2 separate regions of the Homo sapiens genome follow, and region 1 is linked to region 2. A link is an interaction called in ENCODE POLR2A ChIA-PET data of the cell type or tissue named here. Cell type or tissue: MCF 10A. All regions are shown on one strand. Links, peaks and the distances in the headings refer to the core of each region. The heading gives the core; the rest is flanking DNA. Region 1 overlaps CTNNA1 (catenin alpha 1). Region 2 has its middle 88 kb from the start of HSPA9.

Region 1 (15,981 bases), core at 4,000-8,999, 140 kb after region 2:
ACACAAGATTTTTATATTCTGAGACAGGGTCTTGCGCTGGAGTGGTCTGGAGTGCAGTGGTGCAGTCCCAGCTCACTGTAGCCTTGACCTCGTGTGCTTAAGTGATCCTCCCACTTCAGCCTCCTGAGTAGCTGGGATTACAGGCATGCACCGCCACACTTAGCTAATTAATTTTTTTTTTTTAAATAGAGACAGGTTCTCACTATGTTGCCCAAACTGGTCTCAAACTCCCTGGGCTCAAGTGATCCTCCTGCCTCAGCTTCCCAGAGTGCTGGGATTATAGGTGCTACATAAAATTGAAAATAAAGTAGAAAATAATTCCTTTAGTAGCCCTTGCTTTTCCTCCTGGTAATGGGCCAAATTTTTTTTTTTTTTTGGGAGATGGGGTCTGTCACCCATGCGCTGGAGTGCAGTGGCATGATCGTGGCTCACTGCAACCTTGGCTTCCTGGGCTCAAGCGATCATCCCATCTTAGCCTCCCAAGTAGCTAAGACTATAGGTGAATGCCACCATGCCTGGCTAATTTTTCTTTATTATTTGTAGAGATGAGGTCTCACAATGTTACGTAGGCTGGTCTTGAACTCCTTGTCTCAAGTGGTCCTCCTGCCTGGACTTTTCAAAGTGCTGAGATCACAGATGTGAGCCACCGTGTCTGGTCTCAGGCCAAATTCTTGAAAGAGCAGTCTTATTTATAACTTACTTTATTACCCTTGAAATCTGGTGTGTGCAACTCCCAGAAAGCCACTTGTCTTCTTCGTTGTCTTGTGCTAGCCACATTGGCTTCCTTGGCCTTCCATAATCTTTTTAGATCTTTGACTTGGTGTTCCCTCTACCTGGAATGCTCTTCCTCCAGATAGCCACATTATTCCTGTGATTCCTTTGTCAAGACTGTCTTCAAATCAAATGGTATTTTTTCAAGGAGGCCTACCTTGATCCCCCTATTTTAAATTGTATCTTACATCCCTTTTCTCTCTGTCCTCCTTTCTGTCACTGCCCCCGACCCTACTCCAGTACTATTGTTTATTGTCTTTCTCTCCCACTAGAATGTAAGTTCCCTGGAGCCCGGGATTTTTTCCTGGCCTGGTTGGTTAATTTCCTGGAGCATTTAGAATAGTGCCTGGCTGATAGAAGGTGATCAGTAAGCATGTTTTGAAAGAGGCATGAATGCTCTTGAAGATTGCTGTTGAATAGGTGAATACTGATGAAACACAATGAAGACCTTTTCTCTGTCTTCTGATCTTGTTTTACCTAGAATTAATCATTTCTACCAACCCTATTTTGTCTCCTAGTGCTTGCTGCAAGGCACTGAACTAGGCATTTTACAAGGTATCTTAATTGACACTCACAGCAGGTATTCTACACATCGTGCAGAGGAGGAAACAGAATCATAAAGTCTAGTTGCATAGCTGGCAAGTGGCAAAGCCAAAACTTAGGCCTATATCCAGCTCCAGAGCCTGTGCTCTTTCATGTTACTGCATTCAATACTGGTTTTTTTTCCTTTGTGTTTTTTGAGCTATAACTCAACATACATAAAATTCATCATTTTAAAGTGCACAATTCAGTGGTTTTTAGTATATTATTAGGTTGTGCAGCCATCACCACTGTGTAGTTTCAGATGTTTTCATCATCCTAGAAAGAAACCTAGTTTTACCTGTTGGAAGTTAGTCCTCATTCTTACCTGCTTCCCACTGCCCAGCAAGCATTACCTTCTGTCTCTATGGATTTGCCTGTTGTGGCAAATGGCGATTTCATATAAAGGGAACAATACAGTATTCTTTCACTTAACATATGTTTTGAAAGTTCATCCATGTTGCACATGTATCAGCACTTCATTTTTTCTTACGGCTAAATACTGGATAATGCCACATTTTGTATGTCTGTTTTTCAGTTGGTAGATGTTTGGGTTCTTTCTGCTTTTTCAGCTGTTATGAATAGTGACACTAAGTATTCATGTACAGGTTTTTAGTTGTGTAGCTATGTATTAGGTTGGTGCAAAAGTAGTTATGGTTTTGGCCATTTAAAAAAAAGGTGATGAAAACTGCAATTACTTTTGCACCAGCTTATATTAGTCCGTTCTCACATAGCTATAAAGAAATACCTGAAACTGGGTAATTTATAAAGAAAAGAGGTTTAATTGGCTCAAGGTTCTGGAGGCTGTACAGAAAGCATAGTGTCTTCTCCTTCTGGGGTGGCCTCAGGAAGCTTCCAATCATGGTGGAAGGGAAATGGGGAGCTAGGCATCTAACATGGTGGGGAGGAGCAAGAGAGGGGGTGGGAGAGGTGTCACACACCTTTAAACAGCCAGATCTCATGAGAACTCATTCACCATCACAAGAACAGCACCAAGAGGTTGGTACTAACCCATTCATGAGAAACCACTCTTATGATCCACTCATCTCCCACCAGGCCCCACCTCCAACATTGAGAATTACAGTTTGACATGGGATGTGGGCAAGGACACAGATCCAAACCATATCCACCTAGCAGTGGAATTACTGAGTCATATGATAACATTTAACCCTTTGAGGAACTGCCAGACTGTCTTCCAAAGTAGCTGCACCTTTTTACATTCCCAGCATTGGGGTATGAGAGTTCTAATTTCCTCATATTCTTGCCATTTGCTATTATCTGCCTTTTTTATTATAGCCATCCTAACTAAGTACAAAGTGATATCTTTGTGTGGTTTTGATTTGTATTACCTGATGGCTAGTGAGGTTGAGCATCTTTTCATGTGCTTGTTGGCCATTTCTAAATCTTCAGACAGGCACCTGTTTAAATCCTTTGCCTATTTTAAGTTGGATTATTGGTCTATTTTTGTTTGTTTGTTTGTTTTTAAAGAAGCCAGGTCTTGCTATGTTGCCCAGGCTAGATGCTAACTTCTGGGCTCAAGCAGTCCTCCTGCCTCAGCCTCTCAAGTAGCTAGGACTGCAGACACATGCCACTGCAGCCAACTTAAAAAAAAAAATTATTTAGTATAAGAGTTCTTTATATATTCTGGATACTAGATCCTTATAATTTGCAGAAATTTCCTTTCATTTGTGGATTGTCTTTTTACTTTCTTGGTAGTGTTCTTTGAAGCACAAAATTTTAAATTTTTTTGATGATGTCAAACTTACCTGTTTTTTGTTCTGTTGTTTGTACTTTTGGTGTCATAGCTAAGAAACCATTGTGAATCAGAGGTCATGAAGACTTACACCAGTGTTATCTTCTAAGTGTTTTATAATTTTAGCTCTAACATTTAGGTTTTGATAAATTTTGTAAGTATATGGTGTGAGATAGGGGTCCAACTTAATTCTTTTGCATATTGCACTTGTCCTAGCACCATTTGTGGACAAGACCATTCTTCATTGAATATTCTCGGCACTCTTGTTAAAATCAGAATATATTTCTGGATTCTCAAAGTTGATTGATCTCTATGTTTACATTTGTTTTGGTTGACCAGTTTTCTCTTACAAGTCTGGCCTTCTTGTTTTTGACAGTCTTGGTTCTCTTCATTGTTTCTTTTATTGCAGAATCTTCCTCTCCTTACTCTGCTGTCCACAGTCTCGAGGGTCCTAACTTTTTTTTTTTTCTAAATCTTTCCCAACTCATGTGTTTTCATACATCTCTGGCTTTCTTCTCCCGCTCAGAAAGGCCCTAGCTTGCAACCTTTAAATAATGTACTGTGCTTAATCAAAGGTGATCAGATCTTTTGACCCCTGCCTTTGTAATTTACTACTACTCTCTTCTGGGCTCTCACTGTAGCTTTCTGATCCATCTCTCTGGTTAGGTTTATTGTATGTACTTTAGATAGGTTAATCCTCTTTACTTTGACTTCACTCTGGTTGAGGGAATTGAATTCTGTTTGTCTCTGGCCTTTCTACTCCCATCTTCTGCTTCTTCTAAGCATATCCCTTACTCCTCAGTTAGACTAGATAATTCAGACTAGATATTATGCCTCTAAGCCTAATTAATATATGAATTATATATTAATATATAATATACAAGCCTTATTGTATACCTCAGCATGATAAGTGGTTCTACAAAGAGCATAAATACTGGCATTACAAATCCTGACTCTGCCATTTACTAGTTAGGTGGCAGGGATTTAGTTAGTTAATCTGTATAAGCTTTAGTTGCATTATTTGTAAGCAAAGGCTAATACCACTTACTCTCTAGGTGGGTGACAGAATTTTAAAAATATGTGTAGTGCCATAGAGTAGATGTTGGACTTTTTTTTTTTTTTTTTTTTGAGACAGACTCTCGCTTTGTTGCCCAGGCTGGAGTGCAGTGGCGCAATCTCGGCTCACTGTAACCTCCGCCTCCTGGGTTCAAGTGATTTTCCTGCCTCAGCCTCCCGAGTAACTGGGATTACAGGCACCTGCCACCATGTCTGGCTGTTTGCATTTTTAGTAGAGATGGGGTTTCACCATATTGGCCAGATGGGTCTTGAACTCCTGACCTCAAGTGATCCACCGGTCTCAGCCTCCCAAAGTCCTGGGATTATAGGTGTGAGCCACTGCACCCAGCCAGTGTTGGACATTATTATGTTACTGTTCCTTCTGCTTGAGGTGGTAACTCCCTTAACTCTGCTGCCCACATCCTTCCTCTCCTTTGAGGGATGGGTTCATTTCAGAGTACCAAGCCTTCCATAAAGCTGTTGCTGGTATTCATTTCTTCCCTAAACTAGTTGTTAGTGCTTCCTCCTTTGAATTCCCATGACACCTTGTGTTTTCTTTCTTACAGCTTGTATGTTAAAATGCCACATAATTTCTTAATGGTCAAATCCATCTTTTCTGGATAAATTATTTGAAGGCAGGGATGTTATGTTCAGCTTTGTGTTTTGGAAGTGGATTTGTTTGTTTTTAGTGTGTAGTAAGTGCTAAATTAGGTGAAGTTCTGCTTATTATATAGGGTCAACATCTCTTGCTTATTCTCTCTTGTTTGGTAGTAATATTGTTTAAGACAGTATTTATATATATATATTTGAGATGGAGTTTCACTCTTGTTGCTCAGGCTGGAGTGCAGTGGCGTGTTCTCGGTTCACTGCAACCTCCGCCTCCCAGGTTCAAGTGATTCTTGTGCCTCAGCCTCCCGAGTAGCTGGGAATACAGGTGCCTGCCACCACACCTGGCTATTTTTTTGTATTTTTTTAGTAGAGACGGAGTTTCACCATGTTGGCCAGGCTGGTCTCAAACTTCTGACCTCAGGTGATCCACCCACCTCAGCCTCCCAAAGTGCTGGGATTACAGGTGTGAACTACCGTGCCCAGCCTAAGACATTATTAATATATTTTTAAGGCAAATATCTCTTTCTGCATGGCTTTTCAGATAAATTCTTCCCTGAGTAAATAGTTTTCTTCAGCGTATTTCCAGAGCACCTTGTTCACAAGGCTATTTAATTTTTGGGTGCATTGTAATACTCTATAATTTGTGAACCCTTTGAGACCAAATGCCGTGTCTTAACCAGTTGTTAATTTTTTGTCTCCCTCCTTCCCTCCATAGAGCTCCAGTAGGGTATGCCCTTGATGTGCGATGGGTGCTCAAACATTTGTTGAACAAATAAAAGAATGAATGATCTCCATCTTTTAAAATACCAGAAGATACTAGCATTAATGTTACGAATCCACATAATGATTGCCATATGTCTGTATCTTCCTGAAGATGTAAGAGAGAAGACTGTGTTAGATCCAGGAAAACCTTTTAACTATATAATTCATTGGAAGTTTTTTTCTGGCCTGACAAATATGTGGAGCGTATCTTTACTCTTAGAATTATACAGTGCTTCTAAGCCTAATTAATATATGCATGTGAGGCAATTTTTCCCCCCTCTTCTGCTTGTGTTGTGCATCCAAAGATGATAGCTAGGAGAAATTTGATAGGTCTGTTGAGAAATAGCTAGTCTTCTTGAAAGTGCCTTAAAAAAAAAAAATTCAGGGAAGACATGAGAGTGTGAATGGGTTTTAGGCTTTAATGTGAACTGAAGTGGGCTTGCTTAGCCAAAGGAGGGAGTAATTGCTTTTCCAGGATTCCAAAGATAGTCTCCATAGAGGCCCTATTTGTATAACCAGTGGACAAGACACAACACTGGCCCTTTAGTTGCTTCTAGCTGTAAGAAAAGAGTGGCAATGGGCACTGTAAATAATTTTAAGACACAAATGACAGAAAGTATAAGTTTCACAAGTTTCTAGGAAATGTTATAAATTATTTTTAAAAATTTTTTTAAAGAGACAGGGTCTTGTTCTATCACCCACGCTAGAGTGCAGTGGTGCAATCATGGCTCACTGCAACCTCAAACACATGGGCTCAAGAGATTCTCCTGCCTTGGCCTCACAAAGCGCCGAGATTGCTGGTGTAAGCCACCATGCCCAGCCTATAAATAAATTCTTGAGCTCAGGATTGTATAAGTTGGATATTCCTATAAGCTATAGTAAAATCTATTTTATATGTTTTTAGCTAGTTTTTAAAAAATTATAGATACAATACCTCTTCATTATAGAAACTTTTTATAAGTACGAAATGTAAAGAGGCCGTGTGTAACCCAATGATAACTATTATTTGCCTTTTGACTCCAGTCTTTCCTCTGTATTTAAAAAGAAGCATACATTTATGATTTCATTTGTTTCTGCTTAACATTTTTCATATATATAAATATTTTCATAATAGTCAATTGTAGGCCATACCATAATTTACTTAACTAGATGCTTATTGAGCATGTGAGCTTTTGGTAGTGTTCTGTGAAGGAAATGAATGAATCAATGGCTGAGCTCTGTATTTTCACATACCAGTGAGTCTCTGTTATGGCTGTACACATCATGTAGTTGGGATGATTAATGAAGTGTGGTGGTTCTGCATAATTGTGGCCCTGTTTCTGTATTCTATGGATGTGAGAGTAGATTTTATTAGATATGTTTTTTCTCCTGTTCAAATCTTGAATTTTTCTTTTTTTTGGATACATATAATGCCCTTTTTTTTTTAAAGGAACATTATTAGATCAAAGGGAAATATTTTTAAGCCTCTTGATATATAGTGCCAAGTCACTTTCCAGATATTTTGCTTTCACCAGCAATATATGAAGGTGCTTTTTTTAGTGATAGCTATAAAACAAACAAAGGAACAGCAAACAACAACAAAAATGAAAACTCTTAAACTAAATTTGTGCATGAAATATACAAAGTTTGGATTATTTTTATATTTTTAAAAATGTAGATCAGTTATTTGAGTTCATTCTTGCTGAGTTTGTTTTTCATTCTGTAAAACAGGTGATTTGATGAAGGCTGCTGCAGGAGAGTTCGCAGATGATCCCTGCTCTTCTGTGAAGCGAGGCAACATGGTTCGGGCAGCTCGAGCTTTGCTCTCTGCTGTTACCCGGTTGCTGATTTTGGCTGACATGGCAGATGTCTACAAATTACTTGTTCAGCTGAAAGTTGTAAGTATACAGGCCTATGTCTGTAATTTGTTCTATCACAGGAAGATTGCTACTGGCCTTCCTTAGTTCAGTATTCCTTAGGATTTAGTTTGGTTTTGAATTTGGTTTATCTCAATGGACCAGAGATGTTTTTGTTTAATTTCCACTTACTCCTCTATTCCAAGTATATATCATCCTGGCTCTGTTCTGAGCCAGTGTTGTCTTGGCTGTAATGAAGAACTTGTAGCAAAGATACTGTTTTGACTCCTTCCCTTTTTCCAGTAATGATTAAATATTTTCCTTGTAGAGTTCTGGAGTTGAGAAACCAAGATACATTAAATTTTGTACTTTTATTTATTTATTTATTTTTTCCATTTAACCCTGAGTGGACACAGCACATGTTTCAGAGAGCACAGGGTTGGGGGTAAGGTCACAGATCAACAGGATCCCAAGGCCGAAGAATTTTTCTTAGTACAGAACAAAATGAAGTTTCCCATGTCTACTTCTTTCTACACAGACACGGCAACCATCCGATTTCTCAATCTTTTCCCCACCTTTCCCCCCTTTCTATTCCACAAAACCGCCATTGTCATCATGGCCCGTTCTCAATGAGCTGTTGGGTACACCTCCCAGACGGGGTTTCGGCCGGGCAGAGGGGCTCCTCACTTCCCCAGTAGGGGCGGCCGGGCAGAGGCGCCCCTCACCTCCCGCACGGGGCGGCTGGCCGGGCAGGGGGCTGACCCCCCCACCTCCCTCCCGGACGGGGCAGCTGGCCGGGCAGGGGGCTGACCCCCCCACCTCCCTCCCGGACGGGGCGGCTGGCCTGGCGGGGGCTGACCCCCACCTCCCTCCCGGACGGGGTGGCTGCCGGGCGGAGACGCTCCTCACTTCCCAGACGGTGTGGTTGCCGGGCGGAGGGGCTCCTCATTTCTCAGATGGGGCGGCTGCCGGGCGGAGGGGCTCCTCACTTCTCAGATGGGGCGGTTGCCAGGCGGAGGGTCTCCTCACTTCTCAGACGGGGCGGCCGGGCAGAGACGCTCCTCACCTCCCAGATGGGGTCGCGGCCGGGCAGAGGCGCTCCTCACATCCCAGACGGGGCGGCGGGGCAGAGGCGCTCCCCACATCTCAGACGATGGGCGGCCGGGCAGAGACGCTCCTCACTTCCTAGGTGGGATGGCGGCCGGGAAGAGGCGCTCCTCACTTCCCAGATGGGATGGCGGCCGGGCAGAGACGCTCCTCACTTTCCAGACTGGGCAGCCAGGCAGAGGGGCTCCTCACGTCCCAGACGATGGGTGGCCAGGGCAGAGACGCTCCTCACTTCCCAGACAGGGTGGCGGCCGGGCAGAGGCTGCACTCTCGGCGCTTTGGGAGGCCAAGGCAGGTGGCTGGGAGGTGGAGGTTGTAGCAAGCCGAGATCACGCCACTGCACTCCAGCCTGGGCACTGTTGAGCACCGAGTGAACCAGACTCCGTCTGCAATCCCGGCACCTCTGGAGGCCGAGGCTGGCGGATCACTCGCGGTTAGGAGCTGGAGACCAGCCCGGCCAACACAGCGAAACCCCGTCTCCACCAAAAAAATACGAAAACCAGTCAGGCGTGGCAGCGCACGCCTGCAAATCGCAGGCACTCGGCAGGCTGAGGCAGGAAAATCAGGCAGGGAGGTTGCAGTGAGCCGAGATGGCAGCAGTACAGTCCAGCTTCAGCTCGGCATCAGAGGGAGACCGTGGAAAGAGAGGGAGAGGGAGACCGTGGGGAGAGGGAGAGGGAGGGGAAGGGGGAGGGAATTTTGTACTTTTAGAGGCCAATATTAGTGTTTTTCCCACTATGAAGCTCCTGTGTAATTGCTGTTTAAATGTTAGAAGACCATGCGCAAACTCGAGAGCTAAGTTTGGGTTGCTTTTTGAGTAGTTGTTAACAGGAATGAAAATTCCTAGGATGCCATCTTCTTTACAGACCTACATTCAGAATTTTTGGGTTTTGGGGTCTTTCTTATTTTATAGGTGGAAGATGGTATCTTGAAGTTGAGGAATGCTGGCAATGAACAAGACTTAGGAATCCAGTATAAAGCCCTAAAACCTGAAGTGGATAAGCTGAACATTATGGCAGCCAAAAGACAACAGGTACAGTCATGATTTGGGGATATATTAAAGTTGTTCATTTTACTATCTAGAGGGAAAAACTCATTCTGTGTGTTTTCTGAAAGTACCATTACTTACCTTCGCCAATATAGTTCCATTAAAACATTTAAACTAAGGTGTCTTTTCAGTATTGTGCTGTTAATAAAGTTGTAATTACATTGCATTCATGTTATGCTCCTATTTTAATTCTTGTGAACATTTTATCTTAAGTAGCTTGACAACTTGTGATGAAGGTAGTGTCTGGAGAGGTAATAGGTCTTTGTGTATTTAAGGATTAACCTGAATTAGTGGTGCAGTTTTGTTCAGATTTTTAATAAAATCTTAATCCATTTAAATATACTGGAATTATCTCTGTATCAGAAAGTATCTCCATACCTTGCCCCACCAGCCCCGTGTCTTGTTACTTTTTAACTGTTTCTTATTGTTATTAGTATTTTCCATTGTGTGGCATGAGGATCAGTGTTAACTTTTCCAAGCTCCAGTAGCCCTTTGACCCTTCGGCATTTTCACTGTTGGTGTGCTTTGAAACCCTTCCTGTGCCCTTGCTGTTGGACGCTGTGTATTTCAGGTGTATATTCTTCAAGGAAGATCCATATATTGCTATCCATCTTCTTATATCTTTCATAGTCCTGATCAAGCTTACGCTTTACATTCTTACTTTAAAACAAGCCCCAAGAAGAATAGTTGTTGTTAGCTAGTACCTTTATCAGTTAGGATACTTTGCACTGGAGTTTGCAGAAAACCCAGCTCCCAAACTGCTTGAAAAATGGGGGATTTATTTTCTCATTAAGTATAAGTCCTGAGTTAGGCTAAGTGACTTCAGGGTTGTTAAATATAAGGGCTTTGCAGTATCATCAAGGATCCAGGTTCTTGATATTTTTCATCACTATCGTCTTCAGTGTGCCTGGCACTGGGTGGCTGCAGAGGCTCTTTGCATGACATCTGCACATAATATGTCCAGTGAGAACAAAAAGGACTGTTCCTTCCATATGTCTCTCTTTATAAGCAAACAATCTAGAAGCTCCTAGTAGACTTGTCCTAAATCTGAATTGTGCAACATGCCTATTCCTCAGTTATCCCTGGCAAGAGGAAAGGAGTCTGCCTGACTCAGAATAATCCAGATCCACCTTCTGCTCTGGGTTAAGGGGTAGCTTTCCTGAGGACAGAAACACCCGACAAAAGGTCTGACAGGTAGTAGAAAGTTGGGTTGGGAGTAGTGGGAGTAGGGAATGGATTTGGGTAGGCAACGTGCTATGACTGCTATAGACTTTTTTCATTACAGCAAGATGGTTGTCAGTAAACACATAAAAAAATTTTTTTTGAGGCAGGAGATCTCACTCTGTTGCCCAGGTTGGAGTACAGTGGTGGCATCATGTAACCTCGATTTCCCCAGGCTCAGGTGATCCTCCCACCTCAGCCTCCTGAATAGCTGAGACTATAGGCACAGGACACCACACCCGGCTAATTTTTGTACTTTTTGTAGATACAGGATTTTGTCATGTTGCCAGGCTGGTCTTGAACTCCTGGGCTCAAGAGATCCTCCTACCTCTGCCTCCCAAGGTACTGGGATTACAGGCATGAGCCACTGTGGCTAGCTAAATGCTATTAAAGTCTAATATATGACAGCTTCTTTTCTGGGGGCTTCTTAGTCATTTGGTTATATTTACATTAGTATTAAAAATCTATGCCATAGGGTTGAGAGGATTCAAATAAATAATATATGTACAGTGTTTAATATAGTGCCAGGCACTAAGAAGGCCCTTCTCAGTAGGCAGTTGGTGAATAATAGTTTATTGCTTATATTTCAAGTCATAAGATGTGATCAGACTAACTTATATATGAGATCCTGGTTTTGCATTTCTAGTACTTAAGATTATACATGGTAATATAGCTAGGTTGGTATACCCAAGTTAGTGTAGGCTCAGTGTGCTTTTTTTTTTTTTTTGAGATGGAGTTTCGCTCTTGTTGCCCAGGCTGGAGCGCAATGGTGCAATCTCGGCTCACCACAACCTCCGCCTCCCGGGTTCAAGTGATTATCCTGCCTCAGCCTCCCGTCAGTGTGCTTTTATAATTTATTTTTGTATTGGCTTAGTCTCCATCATATAAATTATAAGTATCTTTTCTTTTTGCTGGAGCTAATTGATCCTGAGAAGAACTTGTTTAATAGAATGGTAATCCTATAAATGTGGCAAGCCGGCCAAATTACATTCACAATTTATTTTAATTAATGGGTTTGATACAAATTCTCTTTTGAATATGTGAAGTAAATATTAAGTTATATTTAAAAGATACAATTTGGCAAATAGTCCTACTGGTTTAAAACGTAGTCTGAGCTTGGTTTATGAAGACTGACTGTTATTTAGACAAAATAAACATTAAGATTGCCACTATTGTGCATCATTGCAAAATGGCGGAATAAGTAAATAGATGGGTTTTTTTTTGTTTTTTTTTGTGGTGGACTCACATTCTGTCGCCCACGCTGGAGTGCAGTGGTGCGATCTCGGCTCACTGCAACCTCCACCTCCTGGGTTCAAGCTATTCTCTTGCCTCAGGCTCCCGAGTAGCTGGGACTATAAGCGCCTGTCACCACACCCAGCCAATTTTTGTATTTTTAGTAGAGACGGGGTTTCACCATCTTGGCCAGGCTACTCTTGAACTCCTGACCTTGTGATCCACCTGCCTCGGTCTCCCAAAGTGCTGGGATTACAGGCATGAGCCACCACACTCTGTCTGGAATTTTGTATGCTATTCAAGAAACTTACTAGAAAGTAATGCTACCTGAGTTGTTTTTTTTCTTTTTTCCAAAGCCAAATACTTCTCAATGCCTAAGTTTTAATACCATGTTCCATGGATCTGTGAAGAGTTCCTTGAACATAATCCCTTATGTATTTTTTTCATGTGTTTTTTTTTGAAAGTAGTAGCAAATGCCAAAGTTTTCTGAAATAAGATGTCACAGAAATATTGGAATTATTATATACATGCTGGATAATCTTCTGTTTGCCCTTCCATATTGTTTCCCACCCTTGTTTACCCTATTCTCTGCCCCAGGAACCTAACCTGCCTGGATTTCATTTGTGGGCTCCTGCTTGGGCTTGGTGAGTGGGAGCACCAGCAGGAGGTCAAAGGAGATAGAGTGATGCTAGGGTGTTACTCTTAGGCCTCTTTCCTGCTGGGTGCCCTGGGTTGCTAAAAGTGATGGCATTCTCTACACATCTTGCTCCCTGGTTTTGGTAACTGCTGCCTCCTCTTGTCCCTTCATTCCTAAGTGTCCTACCAGCTTTGTAGTTTTTCTGTATTTTGTCCATACCTATGTATGATAGTATAGTCTCTAAACTGCCTTTGAGTCACCCGATTTGATTTTATTCTATTTTTTTCTGCCAGAATTTTGAATGATACGTATTCGCATTTTCTTGGGTTTATAGTAAGTCATGAGTCATTTGTAGTTTTCCTTGGGCCTAAGTTTTTAGCCTTAGCCTCCTGAAAGAGAATTCACTGAGTAGACTGGTTGTGGGCTCCTGTGTACCCCCGTTCACAAAATGGTCTTTTATAGGCTTGGGCCTTGGTGTATATTCCAGTAGACGAATGCTTTTCTTGGAAATTAAACAAATACTAATTTTGTCCTAAGGGCCCAGCCTGATGGAAACTTCATTATTTCTTTTGGGCACTGTCCATTGGCCTCCTTCAGTAGAATTTATTCCTCCTATTTAACTGTATATTTGTATCTGATAACTAACCTTTGGCTACCCACCTCTCCGCACTACCCTTCCTCACTTCTATGAGTCAACTTCTTAAGCTTCCATGTAAGTGAGAACATGTGGTATTTATCTTCCTGTGCCTGGCTTATTTGACTTACCATAGTGTTTTCTGAGGTCATCCATGTTTCCATGAATGACAGAATTTTGTCTTTTTTAAATGGCTAAATAGTATTCCATTGTGAATATATGCCACATTTTGTCTGTTGATGGACACTTAGGTTGATTCCATATCTTGGCTATTGTGAATAGAGCTGCAGTAAACACAGGAATGCATGTCTCTCTTTGACTTACTGATTTCCTTTCCTTTGGATACCCAGTAGTGGGATTGCTGGATCATATGATTGGTCTATTTTTAGTTTTTTGAGGAAATTCCATACAATTTTCCATAATGGCTGTACTGATTTACATTCCCACCATCAGTGTATAAGAGTGTTCCCCTTTCCCTGCATTCCCACCAGCATTTTTTTTCCTTTCGTTTTGCTAATAGCCATTCTAATTAGAATGAGATGATAACCTCTTGGAGGTTTTGATTTGCTTTTCTCTGATGATTAGTGATGTTGAGGATCTTTCCATATACCTGTTGGTCATTTGTATGTCTTCTTTTGAGAAATGTATGTTTAGCTCATTTGTCTTTTTTTTTTTTAAGACAGAGTTTTAGTGTGTCACTCAGGCTGGAGTGCAGTGGTGCAATCTCGACTCACTGCAACCTCCACTTCCCAAGTTCAAGCAATTCCTGTCTCAGCTTCCTGAGTAGCTGAGACTACAGGCATGCGCCACCATGCCCAGCTGATTTTTGTATTTTTAGTAGAGTCAGGTTTTCACCATGTTGGCCAGGCTGGTCTCGAACTCCTGGCCTCAAAAGTGATCCACCTGCCTTGGCCTCCCAGAGTGCCTGGATTACAGGTGTGACCCACCGTGCCCGGCTACATTTGCCCATTTTAAAATCAGATTATTTGAGTTTTTGCTGTTGAGTTGTTTGAGTTGTTTGTATATTCTAGATATTAATCCCTTATCAGATGAATAGTTTGCACATATTTTCTCCTGTTCTTCAGGTTGGCTCTTCACTCTGTTGATTATTTCCTTTGTTGTGCAGAAGATTTTTAGTTTATATAATTCCGTTTGTCTGTTTGAATATAACATTCCATTTTTTCCTGGCCTGTAGCGTTTCTGCATAGAAATCTGCGTTATTCTAATGGGAATTCCCTTTTATGTGACTTGATGCTTTTCACTTGCTGTCTTTAGAATTTTATCTTTGTCTTTTGACTTTTGACAATTTGACTATAATGTGCCTTGGGTGTATAACTACCCACTAATTATAACTACTTTTTTGATTCAATCTCTTTGGGGACTTTTTGGGCTTTTTGGATCTGTATGTCCATATCTCTCCCCAGACTTGGGAAGTTTCCAGCTATTATTTAATTAAATAGGTTTTCTATGCCTTTTCTTTTCTCCTTCTGGAATTCCCATGATGGGAATATTGGTTGATTTAATGCTATCCTATAAGTTTTGCAGGCTTTCTTCACTCTTTTTCATTGTTTTTTGTTTGTTTGTTTTTCCTCTGGGTAATTTCAAGCTACCTATCTTCAAGTTCTGAGATTTTCTTTTTCTTGGTGAAATCTTTTGAAACTTTCTATTGTATTTTTTATTGAATTCTTCGTTGTTTTCACCATTAAATTCTTTAGCTGCATGATTTCTGTTGGTTCTTCTTCATGCATTCTTTTTGTTGAATTTCTCATTTACATCCTGATTTTGGTGAATTTTCTATTTGTATTTTATTGTATCTCTTTGAGGTTCCTTAAGATAATTATTTTATTTTATCTTTTTGAGACAGACTTTCGCTGTCATCTGTTGCCCAGGCTGGAGTGCAGTGGCATGATCTTGGCTCATTGCAACCTCCACCTCCCAGGTTCAAATGATTCTTGAGCCTTAGCCCCGTCCCTGCGCCCCCGCCCCCACAACCAAGTAGCTGGGATTACTGGTGTGAGCCACTGCATCTGGGCCTAGATTTTAAATTCTTTTTCTGGCAGTTTGTTGATTTCCCCCTTTTTTTTCCTTTTTCTTTTTTTTTTTTTCAGACAGGGTCTTGCTCTGTCGCCCAGGCCAGAGTGCAGTGGCATTTTCTCGGCAGTCTCAAGTGATCCTCCCATCTCAGCCTCCCAAATTGCTGGGGCTACAGGCATGCCATATCCAGCTTTTTTTTTTTTTTGGGAGCGGGGGTGGGTAGAGATAGGGTCTTGTTACGTTGTCCAGGCTGGTCCCGAACTCCTGGGCTCACACTGACTTCCTTTTTATTGGGTTCTAGTGTTAAAGAGTTATATTCCTTTCTTGGTGTCATATTTACTTGCTTTCTCATGTTTCTTATGTCCCTGTTTTGATGTCTGTGCATGTGGTGGGACAATCACCTCTTCTACAGTCTTTTGAATGGCTTTTATAGAGACTTTCCCTTGCAGTTGGATTTTAGTGTGCTGGTTAGGGAGTGTGTGTTGGCTCTGTGTCCAGTAGGAGCAATAGTACAGTCTTCGTGCAGCTTCTTCACCTGTGTTCAACATCAGCAGTAACTTTGGGTGCCTCAGTTGCCTAGGCTGTAGAAGTTTGTGGTAGTTGTGGCAGTCATGTAGGTCCTTGGTGTCAAGGGTTTTTGGGGTCCTCCTCTTCTTGTTTTTCTCACAGTAGGGAGACTTAGCTGACTGGGTCCCTGGTTGT
Region 2 (15,981 bases), core at 6,994-11,993:
TTTATGGGTCCCCCAGGTCTAGTGATGTAGAAGGAAGTCCAATACTGTAACCAGCACCTCTGGGAGAGGACTCCCAGTGTCTATGGTATCATCACCACCTACCCTGACACATCTCAGCTTGGTCCCACCCTCCTTGTCAGAGATAGGGGTTGGAGGGTTTAGACATCGGTGGGGGAAGCAGTTGTGGTGGCTCACGTCTGTAATCCCAGCACTTTAGGAGGCCAAGGTGGGAGGATTACTTGAGGCCAGGAATTCAAGACCAGCCTGGGCAACATAGTGAGACCCCATCTCTATAAAAAACAAAAAAAGAAAAGACAAGAAATTGGGGCTGGGAGCAAAAAGTGAGAGGCACAAAAGGGAAGGCAGTACCCACTGGGGCAGCTCTGGTTTCTCTCTCAGGACCTCAGTTTTTTCCCAAGACCTTGGCACCTGCCCAACCATTGTTCCTTCTGGCCTGGCCCTCATGCTCAGTGGCAGCCTGAGCGTCATCCCTTGTCACTGATGGGAATCAGAACAGGGGCCCCTTTATCTGACAGTGAGAGCGACTCTGCCCAGTCTCCGTGACTCGAATTTCCCAAGATGCTGCTTATTCCTGATGTAAACTGAGCTGCTCCAAGGAAATCAAAGCCTATATCTGAGTCAACAAGACAGCACCAGAGTGGCAAGACTAGGCCCTCATGAGATCACAGATGGCTTCTGTTAGAGACCCCTGTCTGGGGATTTCTTCTCCTACTCACTGTGGTTGCCTGTCTCTACAAACAAAAGACTGCTCTTCAATTCCCTCTTCTTGACTCCCCATCACCAACATAGTGATAACAATAATAGCAACCATTTACTGGGTGCCCAATATATGCCAGAAAACTTGGTAAGTTTCTTTCTCTGTCTCTTTCTTCCTATTGAGACAAAGTCTCACTTGTTGGCCAGGCTGGAGTGCAATGGTGAGATCATAGCTCACTGCAACCTCAAACTCCCACCTCAGCCTACCGAGTAGCTGGGACCAAAGGTATTTGATACGGCACACAGCTGATTTTTAAATTTTTAGTGGAGGCAAGGTCTTGCAATGTTCCCACGCTGGTCTTGAACTCCTAGCCTCAAGTGATTCTCCCACCTCAGCCTTCCGAAGTGTTGGGATTACAGGCACGAGCCACAACACCTGGCTGGTAAGTTTCTTATGTACATTATTTCATTGAATGCTGCAACAACATTATGGAATAATCACCATTGTGGAGCGTGGAGGAGGAAACCAAGGACTCCAGAAGTTGCCTAAGATTTCACAGCTTGAGATGGAGCTGAAATGTGAACCCAGATCTGTCTAAATTCAAATCCTCGGCTTTCCACTTTGCTTATTTTTATCTTCCCTGCCTCAACAATACATCCTCCTTTTGGGTTTTGAGGTGCAATTCAAATCTTTTATCTCCCGGAAGTATTCATCCACTCCTCCCTACCTCAGCTCTTGCTCTCACCTGCACCATCCTTAGGAGGCCCCTATGCTGTCCCTCCTGCTGGCTCAGGTTAGATATGGAGTTCCTCCTGTGGTCCCTGGGGCTGAGGTGGTGAAAAAAATAGTGGTCAGGCCCTCAGTTCCCACTCTCCAGGGAGGAGGAGGGGAAGGTGAATGTGGCTGGCATTTCGCACTAGGAACAACCACACGCAGTTGTTGGAGAGGTTTAGGGGCCTGTGGTGCCTTGGGTTCTGGTTCCCATCAGGAGACAACTGGCCAGGCTCCAGAGCCCCACAAATGGGAGTAAAAGAATGTGGAAAACTACCGGGTCCTCCAGGAAGCTTGGAGTGGGGCAAAGGTGGAACAAGAGCTCCGTTTCCGCCAGGACCTGTGTCCCTAAGAAGGCTGATGCTGTTATTTACCCACAGGGAAGTCACAATTTCTAATGCTTGAGACAGAGGCAGCCTTCATTTCTAAACCTGTGTCCCTCAGGGAAGGGGACCTGTTTCAGACCTTGGAAGCCTCCCAGGCACCTCCTGATGAGCTTGGTAGAAACAGTGTGCAGCTATGGCTTTCAGGCCGTCCCAGAGCCACTTCCCACCAGACACCGTTTCCAGGCCCATGGCCAAGGGCATGTTCTGGAACTACACCGGAAGACTCTACAGACCAGATATCCCTCAGAGACTCTGTCAGCAAGTGAGGGAGAGATCTGCAAAGAGAAAGAAGAGCAGGGCAAAGACAACTGGATGTGCTGGCCCAGGAAGAGGAGCAGCCACACAGGGACAGAGAGTGGAAACCTGGAGATGAAGCAACGCAGCAGAGAACAGCCACCCTCCCTTCCCTGGGGTCTGGGCACTAGCGAGGCAAGGTGGCATTAGGCATGATTTAGGGCAACCCATCTTTTAAATATATGGGAGTTGGCCAGGCACAATGGCTTACAGCTGCAATCCCAGCACTTTGGGAGGCCGAGGCAGATGGATCACCTGAGGTCAGGAGTTTGAGACCAGCCTGGCCAACATAGTGAAACCCCGTCTCCACCAAAAATACAAAAATTAGGTGGGCATGGTGGTGCACGCCTGTAATCCCAGCTACTTGGGAGGCCGAGGCAGGAGAATCGCTTGAACTTGGGAGGCAGAGGTTACAGTGAGCCAAGATTGCACCCTTGCACTCTGGCCTGGAAGACAGAGCAAGACTCCATCTCAAAAAAAAAAAAAAAAAAAGAAAGAAAATAGGCCAGGCGAGGTGGCTCAAGCCTGTAATCCCAGCAATTTGGGAGGCCGAGGCAGGCAGATCACCTGAGGTCAGGAGTTCGAGACCAGCCTGGACAACATGGTGAAACCCTGTCTCTACTAAAAATACAAAAATTAGCCGGGTGTGGTGGCACATGCCTGTAATCCCAGCTACTCAGGAGGCTGAGGCAGGAGAATAACTTGAACTCAGGAGGCAGAGGTTGCTGTGAGCCAAGATTGCGCCATTGCACTCCAGCCTCGGAGACAGAGGGTGACTCCATCTCAAAAAAAATAAAAATAAAAAAATTAAAAAGTAAATAAAATAAAATAAAAATAAATAAATATAAGGGAGTTGAGGCTCAGAGGGTGGACAGGAACTGCCCTAGATCATGCCACTCCTGAGTGAGTCTCCCATTCAGTGTTCTGGGAGCAATGAGAAGAAGGGGTGCTGGCTCCGCTGTCTTCTGGGAAGCAAGGGGACTTGAAGGGGAGGGGTCACAGTTTCTCCACCCCCACCAGACTGCACCTCCCGAAGGACCTCAGAGGCTTCTATCTCTCATCTATGAAATGTGCGGGGCCCTCAGTTCCTTGTTAATAAAAGTGAGGATGAGAACACCTGCTTTCCTTCCGTGTAGGGCTCCTGTGAGGCTCTGCTGGAAATAATGCATGGAGAAGAGCTTTGTAAGTGCAGGGTGTTATTAAGTTTGTGATTAGGCCAGGTCAGCGAGGGCTGCAGGAATAATGGGAGGATTAATGCCCAGGACGTGGCAAGGAGGAGGCTAAACTCTGCCCCATCCTCCTCCCTCGGTCACCTGCCCTGAGAAAAAGCATTTGGTGTTTCCAAATTGACTGAAATAAGAAATGTGTGGTGGCAGCAGCCTTCTCTCACTCAGCCTTCATTTGCCCAAGGCAGAGAGATTTTAATTTTCGAGCCATAATGAGAAAAAGAAACTCAGGATTAAAGAATATTCCAGTGAAGCAGTCAAAATAGCTGCCCAGACTCTGAATCAAGCCGAGAAATATAAATTAAAAACTCCATCTCCCTCTAGCATCAGCTGGGCTTGAAGATGCCAGGCTGAGTGGCTGGCAAGGGTTCTTGCAACCCAGGTCCTGGGGTCAGCTGGCGGGCAGGCCCCACCCCAGGGTGCTGATGGGACAGGGAACCAGAGACGCACCCACCCACTCACAGGAGAGATTTACCTCCACCAAGGCTGGCTCCCCCAAGCTACAAGCCTCCTGAGTCAGGTCAGGCCCTGAATGTTGAGCTCAGGAAGTGGGGGGTGACTCCCTGGCCCCCACTGTTTAGTCTCCTAAGGCACAGAGATGCTGCTGTCTGCTCTTGTTTGCTCTTCTCCCAAATGCTGGCTCACATGCTGCAAACCTCTTTTTGTTTCCCCGAACTCAGGCCAGTGGTCCTGGGAGTGGGAAGGAGCTGCCTGAGAAGGGGGGCACCTGAGCCTTCAGCCCGGATTCTTCTGAGCTTCAGTCTGTTCCCAAGGGAATGCCCTTCCAAATGCACTTGCACTCAGGATGGTGGGAATGACAAGGAGCCCTGAGAAAGGTGTGTGAGCCCCAGGGCCAGGCCATACCGTTCCCTGCCCACTTGAAGCCTCACATCCCATGGCTCCCCAAAACTGAACATCTCTTGCCCCACCCAGCCCTACTATCTTCTTGATTGCCTTTGACCATCTCCTTTCTCCTTCTCCTTTTCTCATCTACTTATCCAAGAAATATTGACTGTGTGGCCTACTGTGTGCCAGGATCTGTGCAGGGTTTAGTGGCTACAGAAATAAACCAAACCCAATTCCTGTTGACAGGCAGAAAAGAAAGACAGGTGGCCTGAGGATTATAATATAGCACAGAACACACTGGGCAGTGGAGTTGGGTGGGTGACCAAAAACTCTGGAGTCAGACTGATCTGGTTCAAGAACTGTCTCCATCTCCTACTTCTTACAGTAAGACCTCAGGCAAATTGTCTAGCCTTGATAAGATGCAGTTTATTCATCTGTAAATTGGGGATGATAATGCTTTATAGGATTGCTGTGAAGATGAAATGACATAATCTTGGTAAACTAGTTGGAACAGTGGCCAGCATATGGCAAACACTCGTTAAAGGCCAGTTGGTATTATTGTAAGTGTCTTAATGACAACACTGACATTCATTACTCTGTATTGGGTGCTCACTCTGAGCCAGCCAGGGTGCCATGCCTACAGCAGTGACTCAACTGTGGTCCTTGTCCTGAAGAGTTCACAATCTATTAGAGGTGACAGATATGTAAACGGATGACTGAAAAAGTGCAATCACTGCCATTATCACTCGAAAAACCGTCATTTTTTGAGCCCTGATCATGTGCCAAGTACAATGCAAAGTTTTAAAGATACATTACCTTTAACTCCTTGCTAACCCTGTGAGGGATCTATCATCTCCATTTTACAGAGGTCCCATAATCATTAGTAACTTGTTCAAGATCAGGCCATTTGCAGAATGAAGTATTGACTCAAAGGAGAGCAATTAGCTAGACCTGAAAAGGGATCAGATCTGAGAAGGCTTCAAAGAAGAGGTGATCCTGTTTTTTTACAGACAGGGTCTTGCTCTGTCACCCAGGCTGGAGTGCAATGGCAAGATCATGGCTCACTGCAGCCTCAGACTCCTGGGCTCAAGTGATTCTCCCAAGTAGCCGAGACTATAGGCATGTGCCACTGTGCCTGACTAATATTTAAATTTTTGTAGAGAGAGTGTCTCACTTTGTTGCCCAGGCTGGTCTGGAACTCCTGGGCTCAAGCAATTCTCCCGCTTCTGCCTCCCGAAGTGCTGGGATTACAGGCAGGAACCACCACATCTGGCCAAACCGGTGATCTTTGATCAGGATTTTGAAGAATGAGTAGTTTTCCAGAAGCCAAGACTGGGGAGGAATGGCATAGCACCACACTTCTGTGGGCCTGCGGGAGCACTGGAGCTTCAAGCAGCATCCACAGGAGTTCCCAGGCCTAGAGGTCCTTATGTCCCTAACAGCCATTCGGTCGTGTGCCTCAACACCACATTATAGCCTAAATCAAAGGAGGGTGATTATTTTAGACAGATTCTAGTCAACAGCTTGAACCCGGAGGATTTCAGCTGAATCATGGAGCTGAAATAACTGCATGGAGTTGAAGTCCCTCATCCCCCCTGTCCAGGTGCCCAGCAAGTCAGGGGGTGTGGGTTGGGCTCCCTAGGAAGCTGGGAGGCCACAGACTGGGCTGGAGTCAGGGAGACAGTCTCAGTGACCTTGGGAACACTCCACCAGATTTGGGGCAGAAAAAAATGAAATCTGTTCCTGCATTTCAGTCCTTTCGCTTCCGCTTTCTGCCTGTTCACTCCCCTCATTTCCTGCCCACAGTCACAGGGGAGGCGGCCATCTTGGCGCAGTGGCAGGTCTGGAGGCTGGAGCCAGGATGTGGCGCTGGAATCCATCTATCTGGCTGGTTCCACACCCAGGGAAACCTGGACTCATCATCATTAGCATTCTGTTTCCTTGCCCCGAGCAAGGAGGCGCAGGGCAACAGCATAGAGGGGGCACGCCTAGAGCAAAGCAGCCCTCAGAGCTCAGAGCCCGAGTCTCAGGGCCACCCATCCTCAGCCAGCGCAGGGAGGCACTTCCGCGAGGCGCTTCCGGCGTAGTGCAGGGTTGGAGGAAGACCTTGGGGGTAACTCTAGGACCATAACGTGGTGAGGCTTTGGTGCTTGCGACGGACAGATTGCAGATGGCTCTCCAAACACCTGTCCGTATAATGTGGTTTTGCAGGAAAGGGGATGGATAAGGTCCCTCCCTGAGGCGGACCTACCCTCCACCCGCTCCTTGAAGCAGCTCCAGCAGCCTCACAGGCCTAATTCATTCCTCACGTTAAGAAGCAGCCCTGGGAGAGAAGAGCCCCTACAGAGCAGGAAGCACGTGCATATTCCAATAAAGCACTCAAAGAGGTAATTATTTCTGGGCTGCCTATCCCAGCCCAGAGAACCAGCAGCCAAATTTCCAGAGCTGCTGTCGTTGCCTCTGGCTGTTGGCAAAATTAAACTTCTTGAGAAATCAGAATGAGCTGGCCCCCAGCGTGAGGGGTTGGAATTATTCCCCTGACCTGGGCCCTCTGTGTGGAGCTGGGTGTGGGTGGGGACAGGGGGAGATTATGGAGGAAGGGAGTGGGTTGTAGGCTTCCATGAGATAGCACATGCCTGTTCTGTGTACACATTGAAACACACATGGAGGCCAGGCATGGTGTAATTGCAGCACTTTGGTAGGCTGGGGTGGGAGGATTGCTTTAGCTCAGGAGTTCAAGACCAGCCTGGGCAACATAGCAAGATCTCATCTCTACAAATAATTTAAAAATTAGCCAGGCATGGTGACGCATGCTTATGGTCCCAGCCACTTGGGAGGCTGAGGTGGGGGGAATCGCTGGAGCCTGGGTGGTTGAGGCGGTAGTGAGCCGTGATCATGCCACTGCACTCCAGCCTGGTGACAGAGGGAAACCCTGTCTCAAAACAAAGAAAAAGAAAAAAGAAACGTGTGGAGTGGGTACTAAGTCTGCCTGTCACACACTGGGATGTTATGCACAGTAATGGCAGGGCCCACTGCCACTCCTCCAGCACCCAGGACAGCGCCTGGCACATAGTAGATGCTCAGTAGATACTGATTACTGAGTGAATGTGCTAGATCTCATGATAAATGCGGTGAGACTCTTCCCTAGCCTTTCATCCAGCACGGGTTCCATGCAGGTACCTTGAGAAACACATCAATACCCTACCTCCTCATCCTTCCCATGGAATGATGCTATGGGACTCTTAGTAAATGCCCCACAAAGTGAGAGATGGGCTCCTTGAGACATGTAGGGGTGGCAGTGCCCTGATTGGGCACCCCACAAAAGGGAGGCACCATCTGATGCCTCAAACCACAACTTCCTCTTCCACCCACGTCAGAAATATTTGCCTGCCTTGCTTCCACCCTCTTCTCAGGCAAATACCACTCACCCCTCCTATCTCCAGCTGCCATCTCCATCCTCATGATGTGTCTCTCTTACTGTACCAGGCACCTCTTGTGCACCACAACCAGCTCCACGCTGGCTTCAACCTGTTCATGCGTGATCTGGCAGTGCCACACCCGCAGGCCCCTGAATTTACGCCCCTGCTCTTTGCCCCAGGGCTTCTCTGTTGGCAGGAAACTGCCTGGCTTTCCTGCTTGGGCAGCCCAGTGGTGCAGGGCAGTTAATTCCTTGGGGGAAACTCTTGGCAAGGGGGGGCAGGAACCACTGGATAAATGCTTCTCTCTTTCTTGCCCTGGGTGGACAGTTGCGAATTCTTCATGAAGCTTTTCAGAATGCTCCCTGGTTGCTTGAAGCTGTGACCAACTCAAAAACTCTTCTCCTTTGGGCTCTCTTCTGTCGTCACCTGCTCCCTGGATCACAGCCTTTGATCAGGGTCAACTTTCAGGGGAGGTTGGCTTAAATCTCCCTGACTTCCCTCTGCCCTCTCTGCCTCATCCACCCCGGTTTCCTTTTAGTTCTTCAGCTCTTTCCCACACCAGGCCTTGCCAACAAGCTTTCCATATTCCCTGGAGTGCCTTTCTCTCTGCTTGGGAAATCTCTCAGCTGAGACTTGCATGACCGGAAGGAAGCAGTCACAAGAACATCGGGGAGAAAAAGAGTTCCAGGCAGAGGGAACAGCCAAGGCAAGAGCACTGAGGTAGGAGTGAAGTTGGCATGCTCAGGGCAGAGCAGGAGGGCCTTTGTGGCTTCAGCAGAGTGAGAGAAAGAGGGGCATAGAGTGCAGTTGGAGAGACCATGTGCAGTTTTGTGGGCCACAGTAGGCCGTCTGGATTGTATTGTATTGTATTGTATTGTATTGTATTGTATTGTATTGTATTGTATTTTTTGAGACGGAGTCTCGCTCTGTCACCTAGGCTGGAGTGCAGTGGTGTGATCTCAGCTCACTGCAGCCTCCCCGCCCCCCAGTTCAAGAGATTCTTGTCCCTCAGCCTCCCGAGTAGCTGGGATTACAGTTGCCCGCCACCACGCCCAGCTAATTTTTGTACTTTTGTAGAGACGGGGTTTCGCCCTGTTGGCCAGGCTGGTCTGGAACTCCTGACCTCAGGTGATCTGCCTACCTCAGCCTCCCAAAGTGCAGGGATTACAGGTGTGAGCCACTGCACCCGGCCGTAAGTCTGCATTTTAAATACATCAGGTAATAAGCTCCATGAAGGCGGGGATTCTGCTTGTCTGATTCACTGCTGGTGCCCTGTATGTAGCAGGCACTTAGTGAATGTTTGTGAAATGAATGGATGAACAGCTTACCTTTATCTGTATCCATGTCCTAGCCACCCCTCCCCCACACAAGGTGACAGAGTAGTCTTCAACGATCACAGCTTTCAGGAGGGAGAGAAGCAGGTTGTAGGAGGAGGCTGGTTGTGTTTTCTCCTAAGAGAATCCTTTGGGAGTGAGAGCCGCGCTGGCTCTGGGTGCTGACTCCTCTCCTCTCCTGTTTTCTCCCACTTTCAATTCTGATCCCGTTGCTCAATTCTCTGCTCCCGCTAGGCTCTGCTCCTGACACCATTAGTCACCTCCCTCTGTTCTCAGCTTCCTTAATGAGCATCTGTCTTGCCTTCAGTCTGAAACAGGCCTGCCCCTGCCTGCTGCTTCCTGGGAAAACCAAGGTCTGGGGCGGGAGTGCAAGGCTCAGAGAAGGCTCCCAATCTTTCTCCCTGCTCCTCACCATGCTCTGAGCAAGAGGTAGTGGGTGGGGGCAGAAAAAAGGATTACCTCTGGGCAAAGGAAGAGGTAAGTGGAAGACTGCTGAAGTTCAGGGGAAGGTTATAAAAGAGCCCTGGCTTCCCTGCTACGAAGAGTCCATGGAGGACAGAGTTGCACACTTTTCATTAACAAGACAAGGAATCGGCTGAGATGGCAGCAGAAGGAACAGAAGCAAAGCAGGGTCCAAAGAACCCATCCTTGGGGGCAGCTGAGGCCACAGGGCCTCTCCTCAGCTGAAGGCCTTTCTTGGGTTGGCCAGTCTCAGCCCTACTACTATTCTCCATGTGTGGAGGCAGGGAGGTGACAGAATAACCTCTTAAGGGCTCTGCCAAACACCAGAGAACACTTGATTGAGATTCCTTGACTGTTGTTCTCTCTGAGGCAGCCCTGGGCAAGCAAGGGGCTCAGCAAGGGGCCAAGGTGATAGGGGGCTTCCATGCTGCTGTGCTATAGTAAGAGGTTGTTCCACCAGGGGCCTGCAGAAAAAAGGTGGCTCCTTCAGAGGGTAAGCTGAGGAGAGGCTAATGAAAAGACTAGTGACAGGCGACTGGGGCTGCAGGAAACTACGAGGGCCGGGAGGCACCCAGGGCCTGGCTGCAGAAGAAAGCCCTTAGCACCTGGAGGCTGGAAGGGGTAAGAGGAGGCATGGTGGGTTTTTTGGTTCGTTCGTTTGTTTGTTTGTTTTAAGACAGAGTCTCACTCTGTCACCCAGGCTGGAGTGCAGTGGTGCGATCTCGGCTCACTACAACCTCCGCCTCCTGGGTTCAAGTGAGTCTTCCGCCTCAGCCTCCCGAGTAGCTGGGACTACAGGTGTGCATCACCACACCTGGCTAGTTTTTGTATTTTTAGTGCAGATGGGGTTTTACCATGTTGGCCAGGCTGGTCTCGAACTCCTGACCTCAAGTGATCTGCCCGCCTTGGCCTCCCAAAATGCTGGGATTACAAGTGTGAGCCACTGTGCCTGGGCGTGGTATTGGCAGAACTTGGTGACAGCTGTGGCTGGGGGAGAGCTGTTGCCCTGTGGGAGCTGTGGCCTTCTACAGAGGAAGGCAGCTGCTGCCAACACCCAGGCCCAGCAGTGGGGCTGAGGGTGTGGAATGAGTGCCCTGACCTCTTTCTCATCCCATCAGCTAGTCTCCTGCCAGTGGCTTCCATTGGCCAAACCCAACAGGAAGCTGAGGGCAAGAAGCCAGGGCAGTAAGTCCACAGAGGTCAGCTTCCTGTGGCTCTGAGCAGGGCAGGGAAGAATGGAGAGTGAATCTAGAACCTTCTTGTCTCCTCCTCCTGATGTCACATTCTTGTAAGCCCACTCCTCCCTGGTTCCTGAAGAGCCTACAAGTCCCTTTGCAACCTGTGCTCAGAACTCATTCCACCTCTCAGACTGAGCTGGGCCAGGTCTGGACAAGGCTCAGGGAGGCTCCAACCACAAGGAGAAGATTTCGGTTGCCCTGAGTCTACCTCTGCCCCCGCTGTACAGCATCAGGATCCCAGATGGTCCCATTTTCCTCGTGCCAGGCTTTAGGAACAGGCAGGCTTGGTAATTACACTTTCCTAACAAACCCCCGCCCCCGTTTGACTCTCTTTCAATTGCATGAAGCAGGAGGTTTCTCCCTACTTCTCCCCTGCGTGAGCACTGGCCTCTGCCTCTGATCTTCTGAAATTCCATGTGGTGTGAGGGGCCTGGGGAAGCCGGGGGAACGCCTGACCCTCTTGGCATCCTGGAGATTGAGAATGGGCTTACTGTCCATGCTTGCCATATCCCAGGAAAAGCCAAGTCCCTCCCTCCTCCCACTTTGGAACTATTAAATTATTCAGTTTCATGGGTTCACTTCTCAACACTGGCCTGGGGTTCCCACCTAGAACCTTTTTTTTTTTCTTGAGATGGAGTCTCGCTCTGTTGCGCAGTCTGGAGTACAACGGCGTGATCTCAGCTCACTGCAGCCACTTAGAACCTTAACAGCCCCTTCTTCCACACCAGCTCACATCTCACCCTAACAGTCCTGAAGGCCCCTAAGGGAGGAATTTGAAGTAGACTCTGGGCTCTGAGGCCTAGGGATCCAGTCACAAGGGTACACCTATCAGTTCAGGTAACTGCTCCATCCTCCCGCTCTCCCCAGCCTGCAGCACCAACTGGGCCCTAGGTTTTCCCAGTGCACACGTCCTGTAATGGAGAGCCACTGTTTTGGCCTGCTCAGTATCCATTTGCCTTGGCATCAGCTTTGGAGATTTGGCTTGGGGCAACTGTTTCAGCTGCTGTAATCTTGGTGGACTGTCAATGAAGGCTACCTCCATTCCCTGGCTAAGGGATTGGCATGTGACCCAAGCTAGGCCAATCAGATGCTCTCTCCTCCTTGAATCCTTTTTTTTTTTTAAATAGAGATGGGGCTGGGCGTGGTGGCTCATGCCTGTAATCCCAGCACTTTGGGAGGCCAAGACAGGAAGATCACCTGAGGTTAGGAGTTTGAGACCAGTCTGGCCAACATGGTGAAACCACATATCTACTAAAAATACAAAAATTAGCCAGGCGTGGTGGCAAGCGCCTGTAATCCCAGCTACTAGGGAGGATGAGGCAGGAGAATTACTTGAGCCTGGGAGGCAGAGGCTGCGGTGAGCAGAGACTGCACTCCAGCCTTGGCAACAAAGTGAGACTCTGGTTAAAAATAAATAAATAAATAAATAAATTAATTAATTAAGTAAGTAAAATAGAGATGGACTTTCGTTCTGTTGCCCAGGCTGATCTCAAATTCCTGGGCTCAAGGGACCCTCTCACCTCAGCCTCCCAAAGTGCTGGCATTACAGACATAAACCACTGTGCCTGGCCACCTCCTTGAATCTGAAATGGAATGACATGAAAATGGGACCCAGTGTAGTGGCTCACACCTGTCATCTCAGCACTTTGGGAGGACTAGGCAGGAGGATTGCTTGAGGCCAAGAGTTCAAGACCAGCCTGGGCAACATAGCAAGACCTGTCTCTATGAAAGAAAGAAAGAAAGAAAGAGAGAGAGAGAGAGAGAGAGAGAGAGAGGAAGGAAGGAAGGAGAGAAAGAAAGAAAGAAAAGAAAGAAAGAGAAAGAAAGAAAGGAGAAAGAGAAGGAAGGAAGGAAAGAAAGAAAGAGAAAGAAAGAAGGAAGGAAGGAAGGAAAGAAAGAAAGAAGGAAGGATGGAATTAATGTATCCCCAAGGCGGCACCATAAAGGGATTGTTCCATAGCCCTTGATTTCAATGTCCTGCTTCCTCCTATTTCTGGGACAGCCTCTTTAGCATTTTCTTTGATTCTGTGAGCCACCCTCATTTCTTTCTAATACGATCATTTTTTGCTTAAGTTAGCTAGAGTTTTTCTGTTGCTGGAAACCAAAGCCTCCTCACCCATACAAATTTCACCTTCTTAGAGGAGCAGAGGGATATGCCCCTGTGGTGGGCTCATATTTGGAGTCTCTGGCAGGGGTTCAAATCTCACCTGGTCCTGGAATGAGAGGAAAGAGAGCCCTGCTGCTAGTGGGTGCTGTCACACCTCGCCTCAGGCCAGTCTTTGTGGCCAGTTTTGCCAGGATCCACTCCCAGCCTAACCTCCAGGTCTCAACACTGAGCCCACAGCCTGAAATAGCTAAGTTTACCCCCATGACTCCCTATCACAAGTGCTACAAATGGCTCAGGCTGGTGTCATGGTTATTTTCCACAAATAGCCATCTCATTCCTGTGCTGTGCCCTTGCTCGTGGTGTTCTGGGACACCTTATCTCAGGGTAAGCTGGGCCCCCCGTGCCCTCTGCCCCGGCCCCTCCCGTGCCTTCAGACCTTAGGCCACATCCTGCCTCTTCTGAACCAACACTTCACTGGGTTCCCTCTGATGTGGGATGGGCAGAGCAAGTGATTTGTGTGGTTGAGCTCTGTTTCCTTTGTAGACTTTAGTCTTTGAGGACTTGACTACAAGCTCCAAGTGCCTTGTTACTTTTCTTGCTTGGACCTCAGTGTCAAGCAGGAGGCTGGGCACACAGTGAATGATCATGTTGATTTCTCCACCCATAGTTTGAAAATTGTTCCCACCCTGTGATTCATATTCTTCATTCATTCATTTACACATTTATCAAGCACCTACTAAGTGTGGGTTCTGCCCTAAGTGCTGGAGGTACACACTGAATAAAACATAGCCGAGGAATTCAGTCTCATGGTGAAGATTTATTGAGAATTAATTGTAGCAGAATGACCTATTGAGGAAATAACCATGTCTAGTTTTTCTCAGCTGCAGGCTCACCTAAAAAGAATGAAAGGCATTTCATCCCTGGGGCGAGGGGCAGGAGAGAACCAGGCTTCATGTCCTTGAAGTGTGGACTTTCTTGACCCCCATGAGGATTGGTGTAGTTCAGAGTAGAAAAGAGAAGCTGCAAGCAGCAGGATACCCAGAAGACAACTTCCAAACAGACGTTTTAAACAAAGATTAGGATTGGAGGCTTAATGCTTCCCAGATTAAAGTGGGATGGTCTCAACTCAGGAGGGTTAGTTGGAACTCTCAAGATCAGAAAGGGAATGAAGGTATGAATTCCATCGATGGCAGAAACCTGCACTCATGAGGATGCATCCTCTGAGATGGGAGGACCTAGGAGGAAGAATATTTGGGTGACCACATGTGTGATAATAATAATAGACAGCATTTAGTGCATACTTACTGTGCGCCAGGAGGCACTGTGTTAAGCATGTTGTACGTATTCACTTATTTCTCACAAGAACCCTGTGAAGTAGGTACTATCATTGTTTCCATTTGACAGATAAGGCAAAGAAAGATTAAGTGAACTTCCTAAGGTTATGGATCCAAGAATCAAACCCAGGCGATCAGATTTCACTGAGGGCCATGTATGCCTATGAGGGCTGAGCACAAAGGGCTATAGTTTTGGGAGCCTTTGTTCTCAAAGGACACCATGACTGAACTTGTCACAGAGGAGGTGGGGCTGCAGCCCCCACCTGCAGATGTGCTTCACAACCAGGCCGGGCATACATATTAGCTGTGGCAACTGGCCACAGCCGATGGCCAGTACTGAAGGACATGGTAATCTTGGTAAGAAGGGGCTTGTATCAGTTAACCATAGTCCCAGTAATGAGTGCGGTAGAACAATCACAAAATTTCAGCAGCATACAACAGTGTTTATTTAGTGCATGTGTTTGGGGACCAGCTGGGGTTCATTGCTATAGGCCAGCTTTGGCTGGCATGGGTTGGCACCACTCTATGTGTCCCTCATCCTCCTTTCATGACCAGCAGGCCAGCCAGGGGACATTCATGGAGATGGCAGAAGTACCCCAGCAACAGTCCCAGTGTGCACGCCCATTTTAAACCTCTGCTCATGTCACATCTGCTAAAATACTGCTGCTCATGGCAAGTCACATGGCTGAGCCGAGGCAAGGTATGGAGAAATCCACCCTGCTCACAGTTACTGGGTAAAGAATGTGGATAGATAACCCTATTACCCAGGAGGGGGTGAAGAGATGGAAGCAAAATCTAGCATTCCACAAAACTTAAACTGGATTTAATTTTGATTTCAAGAGAGAATGAAATGCTACGTTATGTTGTGGAGCAGTTCATGCTTGTTATAAAATCTATCTTCGGGGACCACAAATTTTACCATGAGAATATTTAAATTTTAGTTTTTATTTTAGTGAAAATCTTAAAATAACTTTTAGCAAGAACATATTTTGGGTGGTCTAGAACAGCGGTCCCCAACTTTTTTGGCATCAGGGACTGGTTTCGTGGAAGACAATTTTTCCACAGACGGAGGGAGGTTTTAGGATGAAACTGTACTCAGGCATTAGATTCTCATAAGGAGCGCACAACCTAGACCCCTCGCCTGTGCAGTTCACGATAGGGTTCGCGCTCCTATGAGACTCTAAGGCCGGTTGGAGCGTGGCTCACGCCTGTAATCCCAGCACTTTGGGAGGCCGAGGTGGGTGGATCACAAGGTCAGGAGTTCAAGACCAGTCTGACCAACATGGTGAAACCCCCTCTCTGCTAAAAATACAAAAAATTAGCTGGTTGTGGTGGCGGGTGCCTATAATCCCAGCTACTTGGGAGGCTGAGGCAGGAGAGTTGCTTGAACCTGGGAGGTGGAGGTTGCAGTGAGCCGAGATTGCATGCCACTGCACCCCAGCCTGGTCAGCAGAGCAAAACTCCATCTCAAAAAAAAAAAAAAAAAAAAAAAAAAGGAGAAAGAAGAATCGAATGCCACTGTGACCTGACAGGAGGCAGAGCTCAGGCTGTAATGCTTACTTGCCCACCACTCACCTCCTGCTGTGCAGCCCAGTTCCTAACAGGCCAGGGACTGGTACCGGTCCGCAGCCTAGTGGTTAGAGACCCCTGGCCTAGAAGACTATGGTAGTTTGGTAGTTGCCTTACAGTTTTCAGAGCCCCAGTGATCTGCTACAGTGCCAGCATTTAACTTTTTTTTTTTTTTTTTTTTTTTTGGAGACAGGGTCTCCCAGGCTGGAGTGCAGTGGTATGATCATAGCTCACTGCAGCCTCTAACTCCTGGGCTCAAATGATTCTCCCACCTCAG

The links. ChIA-PET counts read pairs that join two places held together with the same protein. Peaks named below come from ENCODE experiments on the same cell type or tissue, not always from the same donor. Only the 100,000 strongest peaks of a DNase experiment are listed, where the experiment ranks them.
Region 1: POLR2A ChIA-PET joins it to region 2 with 5 read pairs; 2 of 35 experiments call an interaction of 5 or more read pairs at or near these places.

The regions. Positions count from the first base shown.
Region 1 is chr5:138,802,798-138,818,778 of GRCh38, forward strand. CTNNA1 (catenin alpha 1) reads left to right here. Exons shown (of 18, transcript NM_001903.5): 4 at 7,241-7,407; 5 at 9,386-9,505. Among named protein-coding and RNA genes, the nearest start is that of CTNNA1-AS1, 57 kb to the left of the region's middle. In MCF 10A, for the core only: no CTCF peak of the experiment used is centred there; no DNase peak of the experiment used is centred there.
Region 2 is chr5:138,655,497-138,671,477 of GRCh38, forward strand. No RefSeq gene overlaps it. Among named protein-coding and RNA genes, the nearest start is that of HSPA9, 88 kb to the left of the region's middle. RefSeq lists an enhancer at 10,240-10,740 and a silencer at 13,248-13,297. In MCF 10A, for the core only: no CTCF peak of the experiment used is centred there; a DNase peak (open chromatin) is centred at 9,235.